Linked DNA regions of Homo sapiens: region 2 is linked to region 1. Evidence: read pairs that join two places in POLR2A ChIA-PET (ENCODE). Cell type or tissue: GM12878. All regions are shown on one strand. Links, peaks and the distances in the headings refer to the core of each region. The heading gives the core; the rest is flanking DNA. Region 1 has its middle 98 kb from the start of RDUR. Region 2 has its middle 150 kb from the start of RDUR.

Region 1 (6,447 bases), core at 890-4,889:
CAAACATTGACTTGAGAGAGGAAAAGTGATTCATTAAAGACCCCCTACAAGATGATCTATTTACTCACTGGGTTCTAAGAAACTGAAGCAATTGAATCTTTCAGGGATTTCTGTTGCATTTTGATTGTCTGTCTAAGAGGCCTAGTTTTACTGAATTTATTTTCTCATACTATTATTATTATTAATTTTAAAGTTGACCATTTTTACCTTCATTTATAAATGATACTTGTTATGGTAAGGAATCATGACGTCAAAGATTCTGAGAGCAAACAGACTCTGGAGGCCACATAGTTCTAGAGATGAGGGCATTGAATCCCAGAGAGGTGATGGGTCTGGGCCAAGGCCTCATAGCTCTGCTAGTTGACAGTAGAGGCAGAACTTCTGTAGGGATCCTTAGCAGTACCGAAGGTGTTGGTCACTAAGCTGTACCTAGTGCACGGATGTGGGGAGTTGTGCTTCTGTGACTGTAGAAGAAAGAGTGGGGGAAAAAGGGAAGTTAAACCCTATCCTTCAGTTAACTAGAGAAGGGAAACTAGAAATTGATGAGAAGAGCAAGTATCAAAAAGATGCTAAGAGAGCCTGAATCTCTAGATCCTTGATTTGGTCATAATTCCAAAGAAAGGACTTAAATGTGTTGAATTTGAGAAGTTATTAAGATTTGGTGTTGACACTATAAGTTAAGTATTAATGAAAAAGTTACCAAGTATTGCATTTTAATATTCTTTTTTTCTTTTAAATTGCTAGCCAGAAATCACCTTTGAAATATGTGTTCTGTATAATAATTAAGCATTTATTTTAAAATAGAGCTCTGTTTTATTGTACCAGATAAGGAAGCACACTTATTTCCATCTCAGTAAACTGTACCTGAAACGTGGTTAGTGAACTGAAAATCAAGACCATTACTTCATCTTGCTGAGATATTTTTGGAGCTAATTATCAACAAGTCTTATAATTTTAGGTTATCACATTTGATATCCATGATATCTAGGTCCCTATGGAAGCTATGGAAGTTCTTGATAAATGGGTTAAGTAGCAAAGAGATAAGAATGAGCCCTGTGTCAAGCCACTGGGCAACTAACTCAGGTGGGCACAGATTCTGAGCCTGGGGAGTTTAGTCATTCAACTCTACGTTAAACCACTGAACGCCACTAGCATTTAGCCTCTACTTCTTCACTGGTATTCATGGAGATTATGAAAGATGAAATGTATTATAAACTCTAAATACACAATAGTTATGGAGTTCTGCTCTTATACTTAGTTGAATTCTCAAAAATGGAAATGAACTCAGCCTCATATAATGTGTTCTTAGTGCATCCACGATGTCTTCTAGTGACCTATCATTTCCCCTTCTTAAGTTCACAAGCTATCTGTTTATTAATGTCGTGGATAATATTTTATTTCTTTTTCTTTTTTTCTAGACACAAGGTCTCACTGTGTTGTTCAGGCTGGTCTTGAACTCCTGGACTCAACTGATCTGCCCACCATGGCCTCTCAAAGTGGTGGGATTACAGGCATGAGACATTGTGCTCAGCCTGCCTTTGATAATATTTTCATTATTTGAGTTTGTGAAATCTAACTTCATTCTTCTTTTGAAAACGGAGACCTTAATTTGCTTTTCGTCAGTTACCTGGCACAGCTAGCCTTCTCTGCATTTCTTTAAAGATTCTTGAGATTCTTTCCTGTCTCACTCTCTCAAAGAAAATAAGTATAAGTGAATTACCACTAAGTACAAAGAACATTAAATTTAAACTTGCATGTTTCTAATGGGAATTACCATTTCCAAAGCAATGAGTGTGTGTGACTGTGTGTTTATGTTCATGTCAACATAAATATGTGTTTATGTTGGAGAAAAGTTTACGGCAGAAGAAGGTACCAGTGGCTTACTTTTATTCTCCCATGGTGTCTGAGGACCAGGAAAGAGTTAGAGAAACAAGCCTCCATAAACGCAACATATGGAGTTAGAACCTCACTATGTTGAGCTTGCTTTTAACTTTATTTTCTACTTCTAGTTCTTATTGGCCAGAGTATAGGCTTTTAATGGGGAAGACTTATAGACCGAAAGAAATCAAGAATCTGCTGCCTTCATAGAACTCATTTCTACATTGCAAATCCTGAGTATGTTGACTTCAAGACCAATTAAAACAAAACCAAATTAAATAAACAAAAACAGCTCCAAACGCCAATGGTTATTTCAGACCACAGAGGGGTAAATAAAAGCTTGAATGCTTAAAACCATTGGTTTTGATAAAAGTTATTAGAATTGATGATGCCTCTGCCAAAAATTCACAGTGCCATTGGCTGATATGGCTTTCCCCCCAATTAAAGCTTTCATCTTTAAATGATCTGTGAATAGACAAGACCACATAGTTTATACTTGTTGAAAATGCTACCACATTCCCTTTTTTTTTGGACAAGGTCCTGCTCTGTGGCCCAGACTGGAGTGCAGTGGTATGACCATAGCTCACTGCAGCCTTGAACTCCTAGGCTCATGAGATTTCTTCATCGGCCTCCAGAGTAGCTAGGACTACAGGCCCAAACTAGCACACTGGGCTAATTTTTAAGTTTTTTTTTTTTCTAGAGAGAGTGTCTCACTATGGTGCCCAGACTGGTCTTAAACTCTTGGCCCCAAGATATCCTCACCTCAGCCCTCAGCCTCCCAAAGTGTTGGGATTACAGGCATGAACCACCATGCTTAGCCCCACATTTCTTTTTTCTTTCTTTGTTTCTTTTTTTTTTTTTTTTTTTAACCTTTGTAAGCTTGACATTGTAAAGATTCTTCTAAATTAAGCTATGAGGTTTGCTATTTTGGGCACCCTTCTCGGCAAGCCCATGCCTTGTGACATTACTTCTGCTTTGTTTACCAATAGTGTGTGTCAGGGCTGCTGGTTGTGGCAAACTCAGCCACAAGAGAAGAAGCTGAGAGAACTTTATCTCTCTCACTTGAAGGCACCAACATACTGGAAGGGGAATCTGGAAGATCCGGTGGTCATAAGACATATCATTTATGCATGGTAACTTCTCTCCTAATGAAGTTTAGCAACTAAGATTGTTTCTGGTTTCAGTCTGAAAGAAGGTTCCTATTCATGAAGTACTTCTTGTGTGAAACGGCACACAGTCATCATTTACTTCACAGCTGAACTTTGGTATGAGCTGCTTAACTGCTTTCTTTGACAATAGTTTTTAACCTATTTGCATATTTCCATCAGATTAATCTTTCCAAATCATGGTTCTGATTGTCAGGATAATGATGTATCTACAACTCCTGCCCAAGATAGAATTTCCTTCCTTCCTTCCTTCTTTCCTTCTTTCCTTCCTTCCTTCCTTCCTTCCTTCCTCCCTTCCTCCCTGTCTTTTCTTTCTTTCTTGGAGTCTTGCTTCTTTGCCTAGGCTGGAGTGCAGTGGTGTGATCTCAGCTCACTGCAACCTCTGCCTGCCAGGTTCAAGTGATTCTCCCACCTCAGCCTCTCAAGTAGCTGGGACTACAGGTGCATGCCACCATGCCTGGCTAATTTTTGTATTTTTAATAGAGATGGGGGTTTCACCATGTTGGCTAGATTGGTCCTGAACTCTTGACTTCAAGTGATCTGTCTGCCTTGGCCTCTCAAAGTGCTGAGATTATAGTCTTGAGCCACCACACCAGGCAGAATTTGCTTTCTATCTGGAAGAGTGAAGGAAAAAAAATCATATTTCTACTTTATCATCATTGAATATTTTCTTAATTGGAAAAAGCCTTACAGATAAATATTACTCCTTGGCAAAGAAAGCAATTGCCATTATAATACATCTTCGGGAGAGGGATATCCAAACTAATACTCAATTTACCAGGTAATCTCAAATTTTGTTCAGTTGACATTTGTTGAAATTATTTTACTATTGTCTACTTCATGTTTTCAGTCTGGCACAGAGGAATCACAGTATAAACACAATGTAGATTATATGTACAACTGAACAACAGATGTTAGGTAAACTTGTATTTTCAACATTCCATAAAGTTATCCTGAGATAACCATTTTTTAAAAATTAAAATTATTATAGTATGTAGTCTATTCACTTGTGACATAAAGAGCTAGTGCTCACCAAACATTGTATGTGTTTCCATTTATTTTCTAGCCTCTTTTGCCTTTCAGTTGGGGCCACATGCCTAGTTCTGGCCAGTGAATAATAAGTGGAAGAGGGGGCGGTTCCAAGATGGCCAAGTAGGAACAGTTCCAGTCTACAGCTCCCAGCACGAGCAATGCAGAAGACAGATGATTTCTGCATTTCCAACTGAGGTACCAGGTTCATCTCACTGGGGATTGTCAGACAGTGGGTGCAGGACAGTGGGTGCAGTGCACCAAGTGTGAGCCGAAGCAGTGTGAGGCATTGCCTCACCCGGGAAGCACAAGGGGTCAGGGAATTCCCTTTCCTAGCCAAGAAAAGGGGTGACAGACGGCACCTGGAAAATCAGGTCACTCCCACCCATATACTGCACTTTTCCGATGGTCTTAGCAAATGGCACACCAGGAGATTATATCCCGCACCTAGCTTGGAGGGTCCTATGGCCACGAAGCCTCGCTTGTTGCTAGCACAGCAGTCTGAGATCAAACTACAAGGCGGCAGTGAGGCTGGGGGAGGGGAACACGCCATTGCTGAGGCTTGAGCAGGTAAACAAAGTGGCCAGGAAGCTTGAACTGGGTGGAGCCCACCGCAGCTCAAGGAGGCCTGCTTGCCTCTGCAGACTCCACCTCTGGGGGCAGGGCATAGCCAAACAAAAGGCAGCAGAAACCTCTGCAGACTTAAATGTCCCTGTCTGACAGCTTGGAAGACAGTAGTGGTTCTCCCAGCATGCAGCTTGAGATCTGAGAATGGACAGACTGCCTCCTCAAGTGGGTCCCTGACTCCTGAGTAGCCTAACTGGGAGGCACTCCCCAGTAGGGGCAGACTGACACCTCACATGGCTGGGTACCTCTCTGAGACAAAACTTCCAGAGGAACGATCAGCCAGCAACATTTGCTGTTCACCAATATTCACTGATCTGCAGCCTCCACTGCTGATACCCAGGCAAACAGGGTCTGGAGTGGACCTCTAGCAAACTCCAATGGACCTGCAACTGAGGTTTCTGACTGTTAGAAGGAAAACTAACCAACAGAGAGGACATCCACACCAAAACCCCATCTGTACATCACCATCATCAAAGACCAAAGGTAGATAAAACCACAAAGATGGGGAAAAAACAGAGCAGAAAAACTGAAAATTGTAAAAATCAGAGCACCTCTCCTCCTCCAAAGGAACGCAGCTCCTCACCAGCAATGGAACAAAGCTGGATGGAGAGTGACTTTGACGAGTTGAGAGAAGAAGGCTTTAGATGATCAAACTACTCTGAGCTAAAGGAGGAAGTTCGAACTCATTGCAAAGAAGTTAAAAACCTTGAAAAAAAATTAGACGAATGGCTAACTAGAATAACCAATGCAGATAATTCCTTAAAGGTCCTGATGGAGCTGAAAACCATGGCACGAGAAATACATGATGAATGCACAAGCCTCAGTAGCCGATTCGATCAACTGGAAGAAAGGATATCAGTGATGGAAGATGAAATGAATGAAATGAAGCAAGAAGAGAAGTTTAGAGAAAAAAGAATAAAAAGAAATCAACAAAGCCTCCAAGAAATATGGGACTATGTGAAAAGAGCAAATCTACGTCAGATTGGTGTACGTGAAAGTGACAGGGAGAATGGAACAAAGTTGGAAAACAGTCTGCAGGATATTATCCAGGAGAACTTCCCCAATCTAGCAAGGCAGGCCAACATTCAAATTTAGGAAATACAGAGAATGCCACAAAGATACTCCTTGAGAAGAGCAACTCCAAGACACATAATTGTCAGATTCACCAAGGTTGAAATGAAGGAAAAAATGTTAAGTGCAGCCAGAGAGAAAGGTCAGGTTACCCACAAAGGGAAGCCCATCAGACTAACAGCTGATCTCTTAGCAGAAACTCTACAAGCCAGAAGAGAGTGGGGGCCAATATTCAACATTCTTAAAGGAAAGAATTTTGAAGCCAGAATTTCATATCCAGCCAAACTAAGCTTCATAAGTGAAGGAGAAATAAAATCCTTTACAGACAAGCAAATGCTGAGAGATTTTGTCACCACCAGGCTTGCCCTAAAAGAGCTCCTGAAGGAAGCACTAAACATGGAAAGGAACAACCAGCAAAAGCCACTGCAAAAACATGCCAAATTGTAAAGACCATCAAGGCTAGGAAGAAACTGCATCAACTAATGAGCAAAATAACCAGCTAACATCATAATGACAGGATCAAATTCACACATAACAATATTAACCTTAAATGTAAATGGGCTAAATGCTCCAATTAAAAGACACAGACTGGCAAATTGGTTAAAAAGTCAAGACCCATCAGTGCGCTGTATCCAGGAAACCCATCTCACATGCAGAGACCCACGTAGGCTCAAAA
Region 2 (6,447 bases), core at 1,221-5,220, 56 kb after region 1:
CATCACTGTGGAAAAAAATTTAGGTAATTAATTTTTAAAAACTTTATAAGAAATACCACCAATTAAAGGACATAACTTTTAAAAAGTGAATTCTTAACTGATGTAAATGGGTAAATAAGTCAGTTTTGCATTTTAAGAACACATACTCCGGTGCCAACTAAGTAATGCTTCCTCCACGTGGAAGTACTACTAAACCATGTGCTTAGATTAGACTTAATGTTAAAAAGTTTTTTTTTTCCCCTCAAATCATTAGACTCTGAAAAAGCACAGAATTTCAAGTGTTGACCAAATTCTTCTAAACTCATATTTAAACTTGTTAGACCAAGCCAGGTATGTTTGAGCATGTAAACAATTCATATGAATCCCTTCTTTTTCTAAAGGGAGTGGTCTATATAATGAACAGGTCTAAGTGTCCAAATTGTTCTTGGAAAAAAACAGTGTACCAAGAGTCAGGAGTAGGGAACAGATGACACTGTTAAACAGGATAATTTGAAGATAAATTAATAAAGGGAGTACTAACAAAGTTGTGGGCAGGGGGGAGAAAAACCAAAAGAGATTGTGCAGTGCAGTAGTCTAGAGTCAGTAAAGGCCAGAGCAGAGGAGTTACGTCTGCAGGCCTATGTCCCTCTAGCTTGTACCCAGGTTCCTCATTGGCTGAGCTCATCTGAAGCCAGAGGACAGAGGATGATGAAGCCTGTGGATACAGCCAAGTGGGGAAGTCTCCGCAGCTCAGAGCAGGGTGCAGGGTGGGCTTTGGATTTGCAGAAGCCAACAGAGATTTTAAGCACACAGCCTTTTCCAACAATACTTTTATTTCAGTCATAAACCTAGGAAGATCCCATCACCATTTAGTTAAACTGTGGAACTTAAAGAACATGAGGCAATTTTGGGGACCAGTTAGGAAGCTTAGATCTGCTGTCTTTTCTGACTTCATATTGACTTGAGACTTGGTTCAAACTTCATAAGGTACAGTGAGTATAAAGTTTCCAGGACAGATTCTGAATGAAAGTGTTTCCCTGGAGACTTCCTGACCAAGGATGTTATGAATTTGGGATTATGTTCAATCTTAAAGGTTTCAAGTTTATAGATAAACAGTTTCTCGAGACACCTCTACGTCCCTGGAACTTCAGGTATGGAATATGACATTAACTGATAGCCTATTTTGTTTTTTTCCAGGGATTTAAATTTTTTTCTAAAATTTGGTTATTGTTTGGTTTTGTTCAGTTATATGTCACACGTTATGTTTTTTTTCCATATTGACTAAGCTTGCCCACTTAAATAGTTGCATCAATGCAGATTGATATCATCACTTTTCTAAGTGGATGATGATGAAGTGGCTTAAAAATCATAGACCTCAGTGTTTTCAGATACCTTAGGAATACTGTAATCACCGTGGCAAACCATAGTTCTGATGACTCAATCCGTTTCAGGTTGACTTACTGTGGATTTCCTCGTTTCCTTCAATGTAATATATAAACCACACCAACTCCCTAAAATCAACTTTCTTCACCTCTAAAGTGTGGTTAATTCTTTTAATCATCTGCTCTTTAAACTGATCTCTGTAGCCAAAGCAATGTGGTGGTTGGATGTGGTAGACAATAGGTTTAAAGTTGATGCAGATAATTCATTACATCAATCATTTGCATTGACTTAGTTACACAGATTGACAACTCTCTCTACATCTCTCTCTCACCTTCCCTCCATTCTTAATTTCCTTCCCTCCCCGACTCTTTTATTGCATTAGACTCTACTAGTATTACTTGTAGATCAAGTGTTTAGGTGCTGATGGCAGGATACAGAAGAAAAAATGTGTATGGGCAAAAACACTCAACAACTTCCAACCAAAAACCAAAAACCTTGATGTGTTTGCAAGTTTGCTGAGCTGTACAACTCTATGAGTTATAGAAAAAATACATGTGGCTGATTCACTGAGAGTCAAGAGGAAGTCTCAGAGCTCTTCACACACCAGATAAGAAAGTCCTTTCCTGGCATTCACAACACCACTTTCAGGAGTGCATAGGGTATTCTAGAACTGTGAATATTTCTGGCATAACCCTCATCTCTCCTTTTTCCTCAATACTCACAGCCTTAACATCGCCTTCTGCCTTGAAGCCAGTAGGATGAATTTCACCATGAGCTTTCCCTTTGGCCTGGTCTGTCCTGTCCCTACATGAAGCCCAGAGCCCTCCCCAGGCACAAGCACTCTGATCCTCACACAGCTGCATAGTATTGGAACACCCCTGATTTCTTTTCTATATATTACATTGGGGAGAATATAGTTTATGCTTCTACTTGTTTGTTTGCATGTTTCCTTCCCTAGAATGTAAAGTCTATGATGTTTGGGAACGTTATTGTTTTGCTCACTGTAATAGCCCCAGTGCCTAGCTCAGAGCCTGGCATACACTAGAGCTCAAAATATCTTTGTTGAATGAATGAACATGCCAGAATATACCCCCCACCCCGTCTGTATGTGTGTCTGTGTGTGTGTGTACATACCATATCCTATGAGGGCTATCTTTCAAAGCTGTCATCTTAAGAAGTTATATACTTACTCCTATGGTGGCACTTTAACAAATATTTAAATTAGAATATTAAAATGTCAAGTGTCCAATAATATTTCGTTTTAATTATGTCAGGCCAATTCTAATTTTATGCCTCCATGTCTCCCCAACTAGGATTTGAAGAGATTGAAGACTGTTCAGTGATAACTCAGCATACCCCCAATTCCACCCCATTTCACTCTGTGAAGAACTAGTTCAGGTATGTGATAAGGAGAACCATGGGGTGGAATCCAAAGAGGGCTCCTATTTCTGGCCCTGCAATTTGATTTGTATGATCTTGGGTATATCCTTTAGCTCCTGGGCCCAGATATACAAGAAAGAAAGAATGTTTGCTTCTGGGAAATGTTATCAATTTCTTTGATAATCACAGGGGAAAGGTTCCATGTAAAAAGAGGAGGGTACAGTATTTATCTTCTTAAGAATTTGACATGGCTAACCTCTTGTGAAATAGGTGGGTAGACAGTTATCAGCTGAAAATAATCTCCCTGAATTATTTTCACTTTGTTCATTTAAAAATTTCACAGCCATTTCTAAGACCCAAAATAACAAAGATTTAACACTGTTACCACTGAAAGAAGCTCTAGGCCTGGAGGTTGAAGGAAATCATAGAATGAGTAGGGACCTTGTTTTACAGGTATAAAGATGAGAAAAGTTACTTTACAGTTGTAATTACTTCTTTATTTACTTTAGGAGAGTCTAGATCTTCATGTGTCATATCCAATTGCTAGCACATACAGGTTAATCCCTGATTAACCCAGCACTGACTTCTGGTAACAAATAATGCTGACCATAAAACATGGGTTGTTAAAATAATCAGACATATGCACTAAATCTTTCATGGAGTCCAGCAAATTGTATATTTATCAAAACTGACAGGGTATATTAGTAAAAGACAACTCCAATTGATCATTTAATTTCTCTTAACTTTAGTTTTCCTATGAGAGAAATGACTTATGCAGTATTTTTCATATCTGGCTGTGTGTGTACATACACATACACACACACAAATCCAATAGCTTTTTAATAAATAAATAAATAATAGAAATGATAAAAAAACACAACTTTTATTGATAAAAATACAAATAGCTATTATTTAGCCACTGCTTACGACATGAGCCTCTGTGCTAAGCATTTTACACATTATTTCACTTAAACCCTTCAATAAATGTATGAAGTATGTATTATTGTTATCATCCTGAGATTGCCAGTGAAGAAATAGTCTTAGAAAAGTTAATTAAGTTACACAAGATCACAGAGCTTGTAAGTGACAGAACAGTATGGCTCTAGATCACTCCTTTATGTGGTGAGCACGTACTAAGAAATATACTATACAAAGTAATAGCTTATATGCAATAATTAAAGGACAAAATCTGTCACTGAATTTATAGTGAGCCAGATTTCCTCAGGGCCTTGACTGTCAATGGTCAGTAAGCTTAGCTGACAGCCAAGGCCAGTCCTGCCATGCCCTGGATCAGGGTGAGCTGACCAAGCCAGAAGCATTAGGTAGCCTTCAGGCCATTGCTGCTCTTTCTCACCTGTTGGCCAGAGAAATGCACAAACAACTAGGTCTGACTAGCCCTGGACTAGAATCCTCAGGTGTGTGACCAGAAGAAGCGCAGAATTGTTGTCTGCTCAGTCTAATGGTCTGTTATCCCAGGGGAGCCCAGGCTGCACTTTGCTCCTGAAATGACTCTCTGGAAAGGTCTTCTGCCATTAGCTATAATGGCTGCAGGCAGCTTAAAGGGCAAATCATCCATTTGTAATCCTAAACCCAGATGTCAAAGATGATAGGGAAGAGTGTGAACTGTGTGGTTTAAATGATTCTAAATTATGCTCCTGAGAACTCTTGTGAGAGTCAGGCTGTAAATGTCCCACTCCTGCCTCAACTCTATAACAACTCTTCCCTGTAAATGATGCCCACTTTGGGATTCTATGTGAGATTTCATATGTATAACATGTTCCCTGGTAAAATACATTTGTTGTCATTAGTGTGGCATGGAGGCAGATTCATTATTCCATTAGGGAGAAAATGTACTCTCAGATCCAAAGGACGTATTTATTGTTACATCCTTTCAAAGGTTCTTAAAAGAGTCAGATGAAGGATACAATTATTAAGATATTAAAAGATGGCACTTTGCAGCTGACAGAGCTTTATTTTATGCTTCTTTTTTCTTGTTAGGATAGTAGAGATAAGAAAGATTTGAAAATAAGGTATTTAAAATTATTTTGAAAATTTGTTTTTAGAGGAAAGGAAACCTTTCATAACTTGGTGTAAATGAAAAAACTTTGGCTCTTCTTCCGGAAAAAGGAATCATGTATGGAAAATCCCCATCTAAAAGGTCACTTTCAACCGAAACTGAAAGAATATAAACAGGTTCATAATGTAAAACCAGAGAGGGATAAACAAGTATTCTTCAAGCTGAAATGCAGTGTGATATTTCTCTAAAGTGTTATGTTGGAAATGTTATGAAGTCATTTGTCATTATTATTTGATCATCTGTGCAAAAAACACAGCTAAATATTGCTTGAGAATTTGGAGGGAATGAATTGAGCCTTACAAGGAGGAAATCCTCTTTTTTGATGCTACTATAAGGGTAACTTTTATTATTAAAGGAAATATTCCATTAGCGTTTACATGAAGTTCTCTTCATCATGGGTCTTAGTGGTGGGGACTATGTAATATTGGCTCTGGCTAGTTTCTCTGTAATTTGTTGGTAGAGATTAGTTCATCTTCTGGGGTCACAAAAGATCTGGGGTGATGACTTACATGTACTTAAAAGGCAATTTGTTATCTTTGTATTGTCTCAGTGACCAAAGAGGCATTTTCCTGGGTTCTCTTGTGATGAAGATGGGGTTTGGAAGTTTGCTTACTTACTGGGGTAATTCTGGCATCAGAATTATTTACTGACACTCGCACCTTTATACCCCTTTAAGCTCCCCATTGTATTGCTGTAGCTGGAAGCTTGGAAATTATGTTTCTTGGGCTCACTTGCTTAGCAAAGTTTCAAATTGGCAGGGCTATCCCTATGAGATGCTCTCACATGGGTTTGGAAAGTAGAAGAGAGGAATACCTTTTCTTTTTCGTCCCCTGGTGCTGTGGTTTGGATGCTTGTCCCCTCCAAAATACATGTTGCAATTTGATCTAGTGTTGGAGGTGGGGCCTTAATGGGTGAGGTTTGGGTCTTGGGGGCAGATCTCTCATAAATAGATGAATGCCTTCCCTGGGCTGGGGTGAGGGGGAGGGAGAGGTAGATGTTAAAAATGGCTTGGCATTTACCTCCCTTTCTCTCATGCTTCCTCTCTCACCTTGTGATCTCTGCATACCCTGGCTCCCCTTTGCCTTTCACCATGAGTGGAAACAGGCTGAAGTCCTCACCATATGCAGCTGCTCAGTGTTGAACATTCCAGTCATCAGAAACATGAGCCAAATAAACCCCTTTTCTTTATAAATTACCCACCCTCAGGTATTCCTTTACAGCAACACTAAACAAGTTGGAAATGGTGGTGGGCAATTGAGTAGGCTTTCCAGATGTGAATGGTTGCCATTTCACCCATTTTGGAACTGCAGGAAGCTGAGAAGTTGGTAGTAGCTACTTGCATGGTCCCGATTTTGGGTGGCAGCAGTTTTCTTTCTCTTTGAGGCCACAGACCTGAAACATGTGGCTTCTTCCTGGCTTTTGCTCCTCCAGTCGATGTAAGGAGGAGCTTACATTTTGCTCCTTACAAATTCAATGTAAGGAACTGTGTGCTTATAAAAATCCAAAAAATTTTGTTTATAAGCAACAATTGTGTGCTTATAAAATTCCAATTGAATTTGTTCCTGGTTGAAATAGTATGATTTCCATTCTCTGGCTGAATCTTGATTGACACAGGGGATTTTCTCCAC

The links. ChIA-PET counts read pairs that join two places held together with the same protein. Peaks named below come from ENCODE experiments on the same cell type or tissue, not always from the same donor. Only the 100,000 strongest peaks of a DNase experiment are listed, where the experiment ranks them.
Region 2: POLR2A ChIA-PET joins it to region 1 with 7 read pairs; 2 of 35 experiments call an interaction of 5 or more read pairs at or near these places.

The regions. Positions count from the first base shown.
Region 1 is chr3:102,035,751-102,042,197 of GRCh38, forward strand. No RefSeq gene overlaps it. Among named protein-coding and RNA genes, the nearest start is that of RDUR, 98 kb to the left of the region's middle. In GM12878, for the core only: no CTCF peak of the experiment used is centred there; a DNase peak (open chromatin) is centred at 2,971; H3K27ac peaks cover 1,750 bases.
Region 2 is chr3:102,091,370-102,097,816 of GRCh38, forward strand. No RefSeq gene overlaps it. Among named protein-coding and RNA genes, the nearest start is that of RDUR, 150 kb to the left of the region's middle. In GM12878, for the core only: no CTCF peak of the experiment used is centred there; a DNase peak (open chromatin) is centred at 1,427.